Linked DNA regions of Homo sapiens: regions 1 and 2 are each linked to region 3. A link is a loop called in an ENCODE intact Hi-C map of the cell type or tissue named here. Cell type or tissue: endothelial cell of umbilical vein. All regions are shown on one strand. Region 1 overlaps PML (PML nuclear body scaffold). Region 2 overlaps CCDC33 (coiled-coil domain containing 33). Region 3 overlaps LOXL1 (lysyl oxidase like 1).

Region 1 (5,000 bases), 86 kb after region 3:
TGCCGAAAACTCGGTGAGTGGCCCAGAAGTTCAGCCCAGGACTCCTGCCTCCCCCCATTTCAGGTCCCAGGGGGCACAGCCACAGCAGGTGACTCTCAGACTTGCCTTGCGCCTGGGGAATTTTCCAGTGAGGCATTGAGTCCCAAGCTGTGCTGAGGACAGTCTCCAAATGACAGCTGCATGCCTGGACCACCCCAGCCCTCCCACTACACCAGGGCCAGGAGCTCTTCTGAAATGCTGATAGCATGTGTCCAGAGCCCTGTCTCTTTTCTGGAATGTCCAAGACCTTTGTCTGGAGCTTCCTTATGCATTTTCTGTCCTCTAAGTCCTCAGTGAGGAGGGCTGGACAAGAATCCATTCCTTGGTTTATTACAGCCAGTGGGGGCCAGTGAAGGGGTGTCAGGCCACAGGGCAGCTATATAGGGGCCAAACAAGTGAGGTTTGACTCCATCCATGTAGAAAGATATATAAATCCATTCCACAGTGAAACAGGTGGCCTCGTGGGTAGTGACCCTTCTGTCCCTAGAGGTTTATTACTAGAGGCTGGACTATCACCTGTCCAGGGGAAAAGGGGATCTGAATAGAGTGAAAGGTTGGACTGGGTGGCCCCTGAGGTCTCTTCCAGCCCTCAGTCTGAGGTTCTGTATTGGAAAGTGCATGGAGCCCATGGAGACCGCCGAGCCACAGTCCTCGCCAGCCCACTCCTCGCCAGCCCACTCCTCGCCAGCCCACTCCTCGCCAGTCCAGTCTCTGCTGAGAGCACAAGGAGCCTCCAGCCTGCCCTGTGGCACATACCACCCCCCAGCTTGGCCTCCCCACCAGCCCGCTGAGCAGGCTGCCACCCCCGATGCTGAGCCTCACAGCGAGCCTCCTGATCACCAGGAGCGCCCTGCCGTCCACCGTGGGATCCGCTACCTGTTGTACAGAGCACAGAGAGCCATCCGCCTTCGCCATGCCCTCCGCTTGCACCCTCAATTGCATCGGGCCCCTATTCGGACTTGGTCTCCCCATGTGGTCCAAGCCAGCACTCCTGCCATCACAGGGCCCCTCAACCATCCTGCCAATGCCCAGGAACATCCTGCCCAGCTGCAAAGGGGCATCAGCCCACCCCACCGGATACGAGGGGCTGTGCGATCCCGCAGCCGCTCCCTCCGGGGCTCCTCCCATTTATCCCAGTGGCTCAACAACTTTTTTGCCCTCCCCTTCTCCTCCATGGCTTCCCAGCTTGACATGTCTTCCGTGGTGGGGGCAGGGGAAAGCAGAGCCCAGACTCTTGGAGCAGGTGTTCCCCCTGGGGACTCTGTCAGAGGCTCCATGGAGGCCTCTCAAGTCCAAGTGCCTCTGGAAGCCTCTCCAATTACATTCCCACCACCCTGTGCCCCAGAAAGGCCCCCCATCAGCCCAGTCCCAGGCGCCCGTCAAGCAGGCCTCTGAGAGTGCTACCCTTCTCTTGTAACCTTGCAGCCAACACCCCTGCCCGGCCCCTGAGCTGCCTCCTCCAGCCCATGCTCTTACAGGCCCTGCACAGAGTAGCACTCATTAATTCTTGGTTAAGGAATGAATCAACGAATGAATGGCTATGCATGGACCTCTGGGCAGGGAGACCTGGGTCTTCTCTGGCTGAGAGGGGAAGGCTAAGGCATGGCTGAGATTCAAGCCACCATTCCAGGCCTCTTTGCCCAAGAAAGAAACTTCTGTCACCCTTGCACTCTCCTGTATTCTGAGTCCCTGGCCAATAGCACAGCCTTCCATGCCCCGACCCCCACCCCAAGCCTCTCCACTAGGCCTCTGCCAGGATCTAAGCCCATGAGCACAGGGACTGGCTATCCCAAGACCTGGCAGATGTGGCTGCTCAATAAACACTTGTTGAACCATCACCCTTGCGAACCCTTATTCCACGACCATCGCGTTCTCCGATGGATCCAGCTCCTCCCTGCAGGCTGTTCTCTCTTCCCTATGCTGGAACTCAGTTCTCCTCTGGGGATACCATGTCCCCTCTTCCTCCCACACTCATGGGCATCAGAGGTGGGAGGTAGGGTCAAGGCCCCCTGCTTCCTGGACTGTTCCAGCCCCTTCCTGGCCGTCTGGTAAGATCCTCTGTCCCTCTCAGGGTGGGCCCCATGCTCCCCAGCTCATCCCAGACACCCACCTGCCCACCCTCATTGAGGGCAGACGTGAGCATTCACCTCCCAGATTTCTTCTCCCTGCTCAGGTCCTGCCTTCCTCCTGAGTGACTTCTATTTCCACCCACCTGCCCGCCACTCCTTAACCTCTCAGGGGTTGTCACCCCATTCCCCCAGACAGCTGCCTGCCCCGTGGCCGTGCCCTGCACCTTGCCATCACCGAGCACTGTCGGTCCCTCAGCCGGTCCTCTCAGACTCTGACCGCAGCCTCCTGTTCCTTGAGCTCTCAGTCCTACCTTCGCCTCCCTCCAGCCCCGCGCACTCCCCATTTCATCCCATCTTTCATCAGAATTGCAGCTCCCTGCCCAGCAGAAAATCCTGGAAGGACTCAGGAGCTTGTCGCCTCTGTGCTGCCACCTGGAGACCGAGATCTGCAGGAGAAAGGCCTGGGAAAACTATGAGTGGTTGCCTGTGACTGCTAAGGGCTCCTTGGTGCTCCGCCCAGCATGTCCTTTTGCTCTGCAGGGCAGCCCCCGCCTGCCTTTCTTCACTGGGCCCTTGTCCCAGCCTCACCCTCAGCTGATGGCGGCACCTTCTGCTCCAGGGAGAAAACAGGAGCTCTCCAATGGCATAGGGACAGTTGACATCTTGCTATTTACAGATCCCCATCGCACCCCTTCCCTGCCCTCGTTAGGGTGGAAGGGATGTCCACCTGCCTCCAGGACTCACCCTGTGTCCTGGCCCCAGCCCTTGACCCCCTGGGAGCCTCACTCCTCCTCCTCATCTCTCTTGCATCTTCTAATGTATCCACTGCCTTCTGAACTAAACACCCTGAATGAGGTCTTTCTCATCTCAGAAAACTCCACCCACTTCTCTCTCCAGCTGTCGGCTCCCCTTCCTCTGCTCTCCTTGTTTACACTTCAGCCCCCTCCTTGCCCCTTCTTCACCCCACCTCCTGCGCTTCCCCGCCAGTACCAGGGTGGCCTCTGTGCCTCTAGGTGCAGTGTCGCGTTTAGTCGTTATTATTCTTGACCGGCGCTGGGCCCGGTCTTTCCTGGAAAGATCGCCTGCTCGGATGCAGCTCTGGGCACTCCTCCCTCTCCTCTGCAGGCTCTGTTTTTTCTTGGTTGTGGTGCTCCTGCAGGTTTGCTGCTGGGCCCTTTCCTCTTTTCAGTCTGTGTATTCTCCCAGGTGCTCTCAGCCACGCCCCTGACTTCAGTTACTGCCCAGGGGTAGCTGATACCCAACACTCGCACCTGCCTGCCAGACCAGCATGGCCAGTGACCTTCCAACAGCTCCGCATGGATGCCCATAGGTACCTCAAACTCAGCACCTTCTCCTCCCGTCTCACTGGCTCGCCCCACTCTCTGCCCGGTTGCACAAGCCAAGACCCCATAGCCACCCAGGGCACCCCCCTTTTGATTATTCCTCACATCCAACCAGTTATTGAGTCTTGTCTTTCTAGGGTGTAAATTCCTCTGAAATCTGGGCACTTCTTTCCATCCCATAATCTTGGTAAAATTAAAGCTACCACTGACCCTGGGTAGAGGCAGAAGCCTGGGAAGGAAAGGTGGAGAACAGGTTTGGAGTGCCAACAGTGTCCCCAGATGTCATGGAGAATCAAGTAGAGGGACCCCAGCAATATTGGGGGTGGGGCGGGGAGTATGTAATGCTCAGCTATCAGCAAGGAGTCATTAGGGGCTATACAGTGAATTAAGGGAGGGGGTAAAAGCACATTTCAGGTGATGATGAATTAAATACCTAGGAGCTCACATTAGAGAGCAGGCCTAGAGACGTGGGGAGAGAGCCAGAGGACCGCTGCTTTTGTGTATGTAGCTTTAAGACACAGGTTTTAAAAATTGTTATAGGAGTCCCAAACTTTAGAAAATATATATTTTAAAACCCCAACAAATTAGGTCCCCCCTATGCATTTCTCACCCAACTTCTGGGCCCTTTCCAGACCCCTGGTGCCCCCAGAGTACACCCAGCACCACCACTGCAAATTCCTACTCCCCAGCTTGGAGGGGGTGGGGTGATATTCCCAAGGTGATCCCGGCTCCCACCTAACCCATCCTCCCCAGCTCTGCAGCTTATATCCAGCTTTGCAGTGAGGAAAGTTGCAGAATACTGGTCTGCTACATTACTACTTTCCAAGTGTATCAGGGCATTTAGGAACCCCTCCCTTGAGCTTCACCTGTGTCCTAGGGATTCAGTGAGAGACTGTTTGTGCAAGAAGGAGCGAGAGGCAGCAGGGCATAGTCATGGGGTGGAGCAGTGAGTCCCCCAGGCCTGGTTGTGGAGTACCTGGGGTGAGGACTTTGCTTAAAAACTGCCAGAGTGGGTCAGCAGTGCGCCTGCCCTGGGGCCCCTGCTTTAGGATCCAAAGTGGAAAAGATAGGTGTTTTCACCCACTCTTGTGACAGATTACTGGCTCCGGTGCCTTGGTGGCAGCAGCAACAGGAGGGGGCCAAGGTGAGGGGGCAGCCTGTGGCAGAAGTGGCAGTGGTGACGGCGGAGGAAGGGAGGCCTGTGGGGAATGGCTGATCCAGGGGAGGGGCCGTGGCACTGGTGAGTGTGCATCTGAGAAAATGAAACGGAGGTGCTGGCCAAGAGGCTGGAGCTAGGCAGAAGGGCAGCAGAGGCCACAGGCTGGCCGAGTTTATGGTCCAGTTCACTCATAACATGTGCAGTATTCCTGGGGTCTTTGAGGCTTTGCAAGAGCTGGGGTTTTGTGTCTGCAGAAAGATAGCAATGCATGTGTCTTGCCAAACTGATCCCAGCTGTAGCTGATGCTTAAGTGCTCAGAAAGTTCTTCAGGAGCTTGAGGGCTCTTGATAAGCATGAATGTCAGATGTTCTGTATCTTCCAGAGGCTGGA
Region 2 (5,000 bases), 360 kb after region 3:
TTCATTCATTTCTGGTACATGCACCTACTCATTCATTCATGCATTCATTCATTTGTTCGACCAGGGTTTTGAGCATCTACTCTGTGCCAAGTCTGGTTATCTCGCCCCACAGATTCCTCCACTCATTTGTGCAGCCCCAGCAGGTATGAGTTCCATTTCCACCTCCCAAGAGCTGTGTGGCCTTGAAAAAATCACTCAACCTCTCTGATCCTGTCTCTTCATTGTTAAGTAGAGGAAATACTCTCCCCGCCTCTTGAGGCTTTTCAGAGGACTAACAGGAGAGTGGATGGCAATGCACTGGAAACTGTAAAGGGCCGTCCACTTTGGCACTTTGCAGGAGGCTTATTAATAGTCGTTGTGTTCATGGGATCCCTCGAGACTGAGGGGGATGACGGAAGGCAGCACAACTCACCCAGGCCTCTCCCTCTGACCCCCTCTCCAGAAGTTCACCTCCAAGATATGTGACAGTCACATAAAGATAATTCCGTACAAGGGTCCCTGTGCTCAAGAAGTCCCAATTGAGCAGGGAGACACATCAAGAATGGCTGGAGGAGGATGTGGTCAGGACTGGGGCTCAGGGTCCTCAGGAGATTGTGGGAGCACAGAGGGGGTCTACCTAATCCTAACCCCCATCAACTCCCACCCCAGGCAGTGCACACTTTCTACAGAATGCCAGGGTAGTCTGCAGATGTCACTGTGATAAGCAAGAGAGAAAAGCCAACCAAGCATCAGTGGCGGTTAGCATGAAACCATAACAGATCTTTGATTTGTTGGTGGAAGGGAAATGAAATTCCTCTTGTTCCTGCAAGAGGAATCTGTTGATCTGTTGAGTGGGAATTACTAGTTAGTGTGTGTGTGCCTGTCTCTCTCCAGGCCTGGCCTGGGGTCTCACCAAAAGGCACTGTGGGGCCCCAGGGCTAGTCCCTTCCCTGTCTGGACCTCAGTTTCTCTATCTGTATTAATGGAGCGAATGCCTCCCTCCAGTGAGGGATGAGAAAGTCTTAGCGGTGTGGAGGAAAGAATGGATGGGATAGGTGGACTAGAGGACTGGTCAAGTCAGGGCCTGCCCTAAGTACCCAGAAGATCAGGCTCAGAGGAGATGAGAACGAGGTCACTCCGGGCAGAGGCCACCCAGAGAGAGAGAAAATTTACTGCCGAGAGAGGGTTGGGCAGGAGGAGCATCAGGAGACATGGAGTCAGTTCTGACTTGAGGAGTCAGCCTGACTGACCCCTCCCCTCCTGGGCCTCCGTCTCCCCTCCTGTGGAGTGAGGAGCCTGGTCTTGACAATTTCCTCTTTCATCCCAGCAAACAAGGCAGGCAGAGGTGGGACAGCCTCCTGGCGCTGCTCCTTAGTGAGATGGCCGGTGCTGCCAGGTCTTGCTGTCCATCCTTAATTAAATGGTGGGTGGGCGAGGCAGGAGTGGAGCACTCTCGGTAACTAAAGCCAAGATGATGAGGCCATAAATTGCTGAGGGCTTGAATCATCGATTGGTGAGGGTGAGGTGGACTATAGAACCAGGAGCGACTGGGAGAAAGAGTTGCTAACCTGGGAAATGGGGCTTGTCCCTTCTGTGCTCTGCAAGCACCAGCCCAACCTTAGTACTCATTTTAATAACACTAAGTGTTCCCATCAAGATTCACTGAGCTCGTACTCTGTACCCAGAACTTCGGTCACAATCTCATGTAATCCTCACTCCAGACTGAAAAGGAACATACAATTATCATCCCCACTTTGTGGGAGAGGAACCTGCTGATAGCACAATAACCCTCCCAGGGCCACCAGACAAGACCGAGGGGGAGTCTTGGTCCAACACAGGTTGGGGGTCTCCAGCCTAGCACTTGAGCCTTGGCCGAGCCTGGTGACTTGGAAGTCAGGAGCCTGGTGAGCTTAACTCACCATCTTCCCAGCCTATCTGGGAGGAAGAGCTGCCTCAGTTTCCTAGTAAACACCAAGACAAGCTCTGTGGCCTCAGGCCACCCCCTGCCGAGTTCCACCTGGAACATTTGAGAGTATAAGCAAGGCCTACATACCATATGTCCAAACCCCAGTAATCAAAATATAAATCAAGCAGAAGCTAGCAAACTCCTAAATATGTTCCATTCCTCTACCTCAATAAATACACCTTATGAACAACCTCAAAGAATTCTCAGCTTCCACACTGGCCCCTGGCAGTATGGCGAGAGCCACTCCCAGGCCCCCACCCCTCAACCCCACCCATCCCCTTTTCTTCTCACACAGCTCAATTTCAGTCCCACACCTATGAGACTCTGTGGGCTCTCTCGAGTGCATAAGGGTATACTGCCACCTTCAGGAGGACAGGCCCTGGAAGCAGGGGAGTGCCAGGATCCCAGTTACCCAGGGTGAGGTCTAAAGCGGGCACGGGCTCTAGGTGGGCACGTCCCCCTTGGGACCACTGACTCCTCACCCCATGGGAAGGGTTGTACCCCGAAGAGGGCCAAAGCAGGACCTTTCAACCCACGGGGCCCAGGGCTGGAGCCCCTCTTGTCCAGGGCTAAAGGCAGAACTGTCCCTCCCCCAACCCTCACCACTAGCTTGGTGACTCTATCAGGGTGCACTCCTGAGTTCAGATTAAATGTTTTTCAGTACAATCCAATTTCTTCCTGACACACGGACTAGAAAAGCCCAGTCCATGTGTGCAGACAGACAGACACACACACACACACACACACACACACATTTGGTGCTAAATATCCAATCAAGTCCGCAGATAATAGAGACCAGCCAGTTCACTCCCAGTTTAATCAGATAAAATGCTCATTCATCGGCTCCTGCCAGAGCTGCCGTCCCCTCCTTAGGGCGGAGTCGAGGGGGCGGGGAGGGCCTGTGGGGGAAGGGGCTGAGACCCGAGTGGCTTGAGCATGTGGGCTGCGCCTTTAAATCTTCAAGGAGGGGGGACAGCGTTGCCCACGGGGGACTAATTATCCTTCAGCCTTTAGCCAGCTCTTACTCAAACAGACAAAAGGGGGCTCAGCATCTCTGGTGGCACTAAGCCTCTGCAGCAGAATTTTTTTCACTCTCAGATATGCAAATCCACCTCCACAGGGTGGACCCTGGGGTTGGGCTGCAGAGGGGCTCGGGGATTTGGAAGGGCCAGGAAGAGCAATGACAGCTGGACCCTCTCAGAGGACTAGTTTGGGACTGGAGGCATCTCACTCTTCCTCCTCAGGCTGGGTAGGGAGCCATTCAGTAGGGAGCTGCCACGCTGGTAGGGAGGGTCCTGTGGAGGCCAAGATGAAGACCTCACCCTCCTGCCTTCTCCTGTATGTGGGTGGGGGGGCTCCTGTGGAGGGCCAGTGGGCTCACTCAGAGAGCTGGCTCAGGATCTGGGAGCTGACCGTCCAGATGGGGCCCTCCTGCCTACCTCAGCCTTCCTCCTCCTAAGACACAGCCACCAGGTGACCTGTCCCAAGCCCAAATCTAGACATGCTACCCCCCGCCCTGAACCCATGCATTGTTCCCTTGCCTGCAACAGGAGCCCCTCAGCCTGATGGGCCCTGGGGCTTCTGAAGCCCCTGCCTCAAGCCTTTACCTGAACCCAGAATATTCTACCCATGCTCAATGGCAGTGGTGCCTCCTCCCAGCTCCAGGCCTGTGTTCCCGGCTCACTCCACCTTGTACCCCTCGCCCACCTCCACACCAGGTGCCTGGCGTGCAGTGGGTGCTCAGTAAGTGTGTGCTCACTGAATGCACAGAATGCCCTTCCTGAGCAGCTTGGTGGACCAGGGGTGGTCTGGATCACAGAGGTGTTTACCTCCTACTCGGCTCCCAGCCAGCACCTACAGGAACCTCAGTCTCTTTAGCTGGGAAAGGGGGACAGTGCTAGCCCTTATCCCCAGGCTGGCTGTGAAAACCTCACAGTGCCTGGAGCGGCTTCTGTGAGCCATGAAGAGCTTCTGGCGCCTTTTTTTCCTACAGTGGGGAGTGAAGAGTACAGTGTAGGAGAGTGCAGAGGGTCTGGGAACAAGCTTCCATCTCTCTCGGTCCCTCCAAGACCCACATCTTACACCACTATTGGCCACTCCTTCAGGGAATCTATTTATCCACTACAAATGGATCTGTGCCCCACCCGTTCCAGACCCCCCAAGTCCTCCACCAGCCATCTCAACAGAACAGCCTGGACTTTAAGTATGAGGGGAACTTAAAAACTCTGGGAGAAGCTAGCGCAGTGGCTCACACCTGTAATCCCAGCACTTTGGGAGGCTGAGGCAGGAGGATCACTTGAGACCAGGAGCTTGAGACCAGCCTAGGTAACATAGCGAGATGCCGTCTCCACAAAATTTTTTTAAAAAATTAACCAAGCATGGTGACACGTGCCTGTAATACTAGCTACTTGGGAGACTGAGGTGGGAGAATTGCTTGAGCCTAAGAGGTTGAGGCTGCGGGCAGTGAGCCATGTGCCCGCCACTGCACTCCAGCCCGGATGACAGAGTGAGAACCTGACTCAAACAAAATAAAAACAAAAACAACTCTGGGAAGATGGTTAGGAGGCAGGACTGGAGATGTGCTTGGTGCAGAAGGTCTGGCTAATCAGAATTTGAATTCTGAGGCCGGGCACAATGGCTCATGCCTGTAATCCCAGCACTTTGGAAGGCCGAGGCGGGCAGATCACGAGGTCAAGAGATTGAGACCATCCTGAACAACATGGTGAAACCCCGTTTCTACTAAAAATACAAAAATCAGCTGAGCGTGATGGTGCATGCCTGTAATCCCAGCTACTTGAGAGGCTGAAGCAGGAAAATAGCTTGAACCCAGGAGACAGAGGTTGCAGTGAGCCGAGATCAAGCCACTGCACTCTAGCCTGGGCGACAGAGGAGACTCCATCTCAAAAAAAAAAAAAAAAAAGAAATTTGAATTTTGAGACCGACTCTGAGGGGCCTGAGGTGGTCAGGGGGCATCCTGAGAGAGCCAGCAGGGAGGGTACCCGCCAGCAGCGAGAGTGCTGCCCCCAGGAAGCCCCCTCCCTTCATTGCCACCTGC
Region 3 (5,000 bases):
TCCAGGGCCTGGGGTTGTCCAGTATATTTTTTCTTTTCCTCATTCATCCACTCAATCAACATGTAGGAAGTCCCCTCTGAGTTCTAGGCACTAGACACACAAACCACATAAGCAATGCAGTTCACAGTCCCTGCCCTTTGGGAGTGTACCAGGATTTGAAAGTTGCATCCCTGCATCTGTTCTTAGATGTTCTGCAAATAAAGCTGGCCCTACCCTAGTTAATCCAACATTTAAAAGTGTTGTATCCCAACAGCTCCTTTTCAGACAAAAAGCACAGATCATACTTGGGCCATCATCTCAGTGAATGTTGGGCACGTGGGGCTCCAGAGCAGGGGATCAGACAGGCCCTCGATCAGTCACCTAGACAGGGATGCATAGGGAATGACTTTGAGCCTTGGATTTGGGGAGACCAGGTGTTGAATCCTGGCTCAGCTCCTCATTACTGCATTCCCTCGGGCAGGATCCAACCTCTCTGACCCCAAATGCCCCATGCGGGGCCCACCTGGCATAGGCTCTAGCTCTAGGGAAACATCCAATCTTCTGATAAGGGGGATTAGATGATGTTTTCTTGGATTACCAGCTGCCTCTTCTTTCCCCTCTGTGTCTCTCTAGCAGTGTGTCTCTGTTCTCCCTCTCTCTGTCACCTCTCTGTCTGTCTGTCTGCCTCTTTACCACCTTCTCTGGTGAGCAGTTGAGGTGCAGCCCCCCTGACTAGACTCCCTTTCTCCCTGTTTCTCTTCTTCCTCAGGTGCACGTGAACCCAAAGTATATTGTTTTGGAGTCTGACTTCACCAACAACGTGGTGAGATGCAACATTCACTACACAGGTCGCTACGTTTCTGCAACAAACTGCAAAATTGTCCAGTAAGAGTTTGCCCACCACCCTTCCTGGCTCCGTCCCTTTCCTGCCTGGGGAGCAGGCAAGGCCACCTGAGATACCTAAGATACCTGCACTTTAGGTCACCTTGATGGCCGAACGCAGCTGCAGCAGGGCCCATCAAAAAGAGCCTTGTCCGTGCCAACCCCAAGCTGAGTGTTTACGGTGGGGCTCAGGCCGTAGGGTGTTGATCTGGGGCTGCATCCTGTGGCTCCCTGAGATGTCCCAAGTGAAAACCAGCAGAAGGCAGAGTCATTTGATGCAAGGCCATGAGCTCTGCAGTCCCAGTTCCACAGCTTCCTCGCTATGTGACATTGGGTTACTTCCCTGAGCTACTTTCCTCAACTATAAAATAGGTATTTCCACATAGGCTGGCAATGAGGATCTACAGGCCTGATGTCTGCATGTTCACAGTGGCACACAGTGAACAGCAGCTGTGATCATTAGTGTCCTTTTCAAGTGGACTGGATTAAACAGTCACAGATTAGAAGTGATTCTGGTTCAAAGGAGCCATCTTCAGTCCCTAGGCCCCCATTGTAGAAGAAGTGCCTAAAATCTGGGCTTGGGATTTTGGCACATGCTGCTGGGTAGGGTCCTCAGTCTTTCTCCTGATTCCCCATGTGAAGTAGTTTGCAGAGGGACCCCTTGCTTACAAGCTCACAAGGAAACCCCACCACACTCCAGATCGAAGCAACCCTTTTCCATTAAAAAAAAAAAAAAAAATTAGTCCTAGAGCTTTCAGCTTTAGTTCATCAACTGGGAGAAAGGTGGTAGAGATCTTAAGGCCCAGAGAGGTATCTTTCCCTAAAAGTGTGTACTTATTAATGGATGGCAGGTATGAGAGATTAAGCCTATGACTATGGTCAGGGTGTGGTGTATGGCCAGGGTCAGGATTCAGTCTGTGACAAGGGTTAGGGCTCAGTGTGTGACAAGGGTTAGGACTCAATGTGTGACCAGGATCAAGGCTCAGTGTGTGACCAGGATCAGGGTTCAGTGTATACCTAGGGTCAGGGCCCAGTGTGTGACCAGGGTCAGGGCTCAGTCTGTGACCAGAGTCAGGGCCCAGTGTGTAGCCAGGCTCAGGGCTCAGTGTGTGACCAGGATCAGGGCTCAGTGTGTGACCAGGATCAGGGCTTAGTGTGTGGCCAGGGTCAGGGCTCAGTCTGTGACCAGAGCCAGGCTCATTTAGAGACAGCCCTCTCACACTTGGTTGCTACCATCAACCTAACTGTTCACAGCATGCTGCCACCACATCATGAATATTAAAAATGGGAACAGCAGCCTCCAGTTCAGTGCAGAGATTAGGTTCCTCATGAGTAGAATGAGATCAGAATTCCCCAGGGCACACAGCATGTTTGAAAGGACGAACTCCTGTCCCATCACTGGCAGTTTGGCTCTTTAGCAGGCCTGGGTTTCCAGCACATTCCTGCTCCTCAGGGCCTGTCTTAGCCATTCAAGACCCAGGGTCACCTAAGTGGTAGAAGCCATTCTAGGGAAGGAGGAGGAAGGAAGAAGGGGGTATCCAGGAAACAAAGGAGGCTGCTGGGGGCTCGGGGAGGCAGGGAATCCCTCCTGCTGCTGGGAAAGGGGGATGGGAACAGAAACAGCATCCCACGTGCCAGGCGCCTGGAGCAGCCAGGAGGGCTGTCGGCAGGGCAGATGGAGAAGCAGCCTGCGCGGCCCTCCCAGCTCCCCGGGGGCCTGTGGGCAGCAGGGGGAGCCAAAGCCCTTCCTTCCAAGAGCTCTTTACATAAGTGCTTGGAAAGGCCGGGCCTTATTAGAGTGTCTCAGTCTCTGTGACCCTGACCGCAGGCAGGCAGCTGGGCCAGCGTGCACAGGAAGCTGGACAGAGCGTTCCCAGAAAGGCCACGGGACTGACGCCTGTGGGTTTCCATCGTGTTTCTGGAGGAAAAAGGAGGCTTAAAAAAAAAAAAGTACTGAGTTAGAAAAAACAAGAAAGTATTTCCAGACAGTAGCAGCTCTGCTAATGGCCTAGAAAACAATCTGGGACTAGGGCATGGGGAGGGGAATGTGCTGAGACTGTGCCCTGGGTGGGTGGGAGTCCATCAAACCCCTCCTTTTGGAGCTGGGCTGAGGGGGTCGGAACTTTCTCTTGAGGGAAATGTAGGCCCATGCCTGCCCTGCCACGAGGGATCTGGGCTGTGGGAGGGACGCCCTGGCTGAGGAGGCCACGGGGGCCTACTTTGCAGCCCCTCATTGACCCACTGTCTTTCCTTCCTCAGATCCTGATCTCCGGGAGGGACAGATGGCCAATCTCTCCCCTTCCAAAGCAGGCCCTGCTCCCCGGGCAGCCTCCCGCCGAGGGGCCCAGCCCCCAACCCACAGGCACGGAGGGGCATCCCTCCCTGCCGGCCTCAGGGAGCGAACGTGGATGAAAACCACAGGGATTCCGGACGCCAGACCCCATTTTATACTTCACTTTTCTCTACAGTGTTGTTTTGTTGTTGTTGGTTTTTATTTTTTATACTTTGGCCATACCACAGAGCTAGATTGCCCAGGTCTGGGCTGAATAAAACAAGGTTTTTCTACTCTGTGGCTCTGCATGCGGCCTGCTGGCTGGCTGGCCAGCCACAGCTAGTTTGGGCCTGGGGGATGTCCTTAGGCATCATCCTTCCCCTCGCCAAATGTGGAAAGGGCAGCCACCACCCGGTCAGGACCACAGTGACCATGAGGGCGCTGAGCCCATCGTGGAAGCCTGTGGGGTTGAGCCCTTGGCCAAGCCTGTCGCATGGGAATGGGACCACATCCGACTAGGGGAGGGCCCTGCAGCGGGGTGGGCGGCACCAGCCTGCTCTCCCTGCTCAGCCCCTGCTCCTATCTGGGCTCGTGTGCCCACTGCTGCCCCTTCTCAGCCTTCAGCCTCACACTCCCACCGGTCCCCCTCCTGGCCCTCTCACTCTCACACCGTTCACTCTCCACCAGCCACCCACTCCCTTACAATTGCAGGCTCCCGAACTCAAGTCTCCTGAAGGCCAGGTGCTGTGCTAGGGCACACGCAGGAGCATCGTAGCTTCTGCCCTCAGGGAGCGCATAACCACAGGGAACGGGGAGCACGCGTTGCCCAGTGAGGCAGCACCTAGGGGTTCTGGGGAGCCTTCACATGGGAGAGAGCCTCCTTCCAGGCAGGGAGGGGAGAAGAGGATTCTTGGCAGAGAGACAGCATTGAGCAGAGATCATGAGGTGGGGCTGCAGGCCGACAGGGTGTGAGTGGGAGATGGAGGGAGGCCCCGCAGCCCTGCAGCCCCCGTCCCCTGCCCTGGCTGTGGCATCCCAGAGGTCCTGGACACTGGAATGGACCAGGAAGAAGTGAGAGGGTGGTGCCTCTCCTCCTCGAGGCCCTGAACAACGAGCCCTCGGGATGCCTCCAGACCCACCTGCTTCCCTGTGGGGGCAACACCAGTGAGAAAGGGAAAGAGACTTTGTCCAAGTACCAGGGCTCTGGGTTCCAGGGCCAATCCTGCTCACTGCTGTGTGACTGTGGGCAAGTCAGACTTCATCTCCGGGCCTCAGTTTCCTCATGAGTAAGATGGGAATGCCCTCCTGCCTGGCTCCCACACTGACATGGAGAGTTGATGAGCTACTGCTGCAGGGGAGGTGCCGGGGGAGCTACAGGGTGTCAGCACCCACCCCTCCAGATCTTGGTGAGCCCCAGCCCATTTGCAGAGGTCCTCCAAGAAGGTGTCCCCTGCTTTTGGCTCTGATGCGATCCTTGCCTCAGGGTCCCTGGTAGCAAGGAGGTTTTCTGGTGCAGTAGAGAGGGAGGGCTTCTTGGAGCCATGCTATGCATCCAGGAGGGTTCTGGCCCAGTCCCCTGGAGCCCTTGGGCCACTCACCAGCCCAGGCAGCAGGGTGGAGTGGGTGTGGCTGCAGCCCTCCCTCGGCCCTTCCTCTGCAGGTCTGGCTGGGATTTAACTCTGCTGACAGGGTAGGTGCCGCAGCTCTGCCACTCTCCCTCTGGAGCTGGACCAGGACGGGTGAGAGGAGTACAGGCACATGCCTGTCATCCAGGGCTGCCATTCTGCTGCATCCCCTGCCGGTGTGTGCTTCCCAAGATGCTGTCCTTATTGCAGCCCCACCCCCTCTCCTTCCTAGATACTCCCAG

What was found. Hi-C counts contacts between places; a loop is a spot of excess contacts. Peaks named below come from ENCODE experiments on the same cell type or tissue, not always from the same donor. Only the 100,000 strongest peaks of a DNase experiment are listed, where the experiment ranks them.
Region 1: it touches region 3 in a loop (8-fold over the local background); 5 of 110 quality-filtered maps call a loop at or near these places.
Region 2: it touches region 3 in a loop (7-fold over the local background); 13 of 110 quality-filtered maps call a loop at or near these places.

What each region holds. Positions count from the first base shown.
Region 1 is chr15:74,034,518-74,039,517 of GRCh38, forward strand. It overlaps PML (PML nuclear body scaffold), which reads left to right. Exons shown (of 9, transcript NM_033238.3): 7 at 1-13. Among named protein-coding and RNA genes, the nearest start is that of PML, 42 kb to the left of the region's middle. RefSeq lists an enhancer at 2,574-3,455. In endothelial cell of umbilical vein, a CTCF peak has its summit at 2,548 (motif pointing left); a DNase peak (open chromatin) is centred at 2,544.
Region 2 is chr15:74,305,689-74,310,688 of GRCh38, forward strand. All of the region lies in intron 11 of CCDC33 (coiled-coil domain containing 33), which reads left to right. Among named protein-coding and RNA genes, the nearest start is that of CCDC33-AS1, 12 kb to the right of the region's middle. In endothelial cell of umbilical vein, CTCF peaks have their summits at 2,324 (motif pointing left) and 2,526; no DNase peak of the experiment used is centred here; H3K27me3 peaks cover 2,464 bases.
Region 3 is chr15:73,948,711-73,953,710 of GRCh38, forward strand. LOXL1 (lysyl oxidase like 1) reads left to right here. Exons shown (of 7, transcript NM_005576.4): 6 at 749-864; 7 at 3,121-3,426. The coding sequence ends at 3,127. Among named protein-coding and RNA genes, the nearest start is that of LOXL1-AS1, 23 kb to the left of the region's middle. RefSeq lists an enhancer at 3,821-4,504. In endothelial cell of umbilical vein, a CTCF peak has its summit at 2,571 (motif pointing right); a DNase peak (open chromatin) is centred at 2,691; H3K27ac peaks cover 724 bases.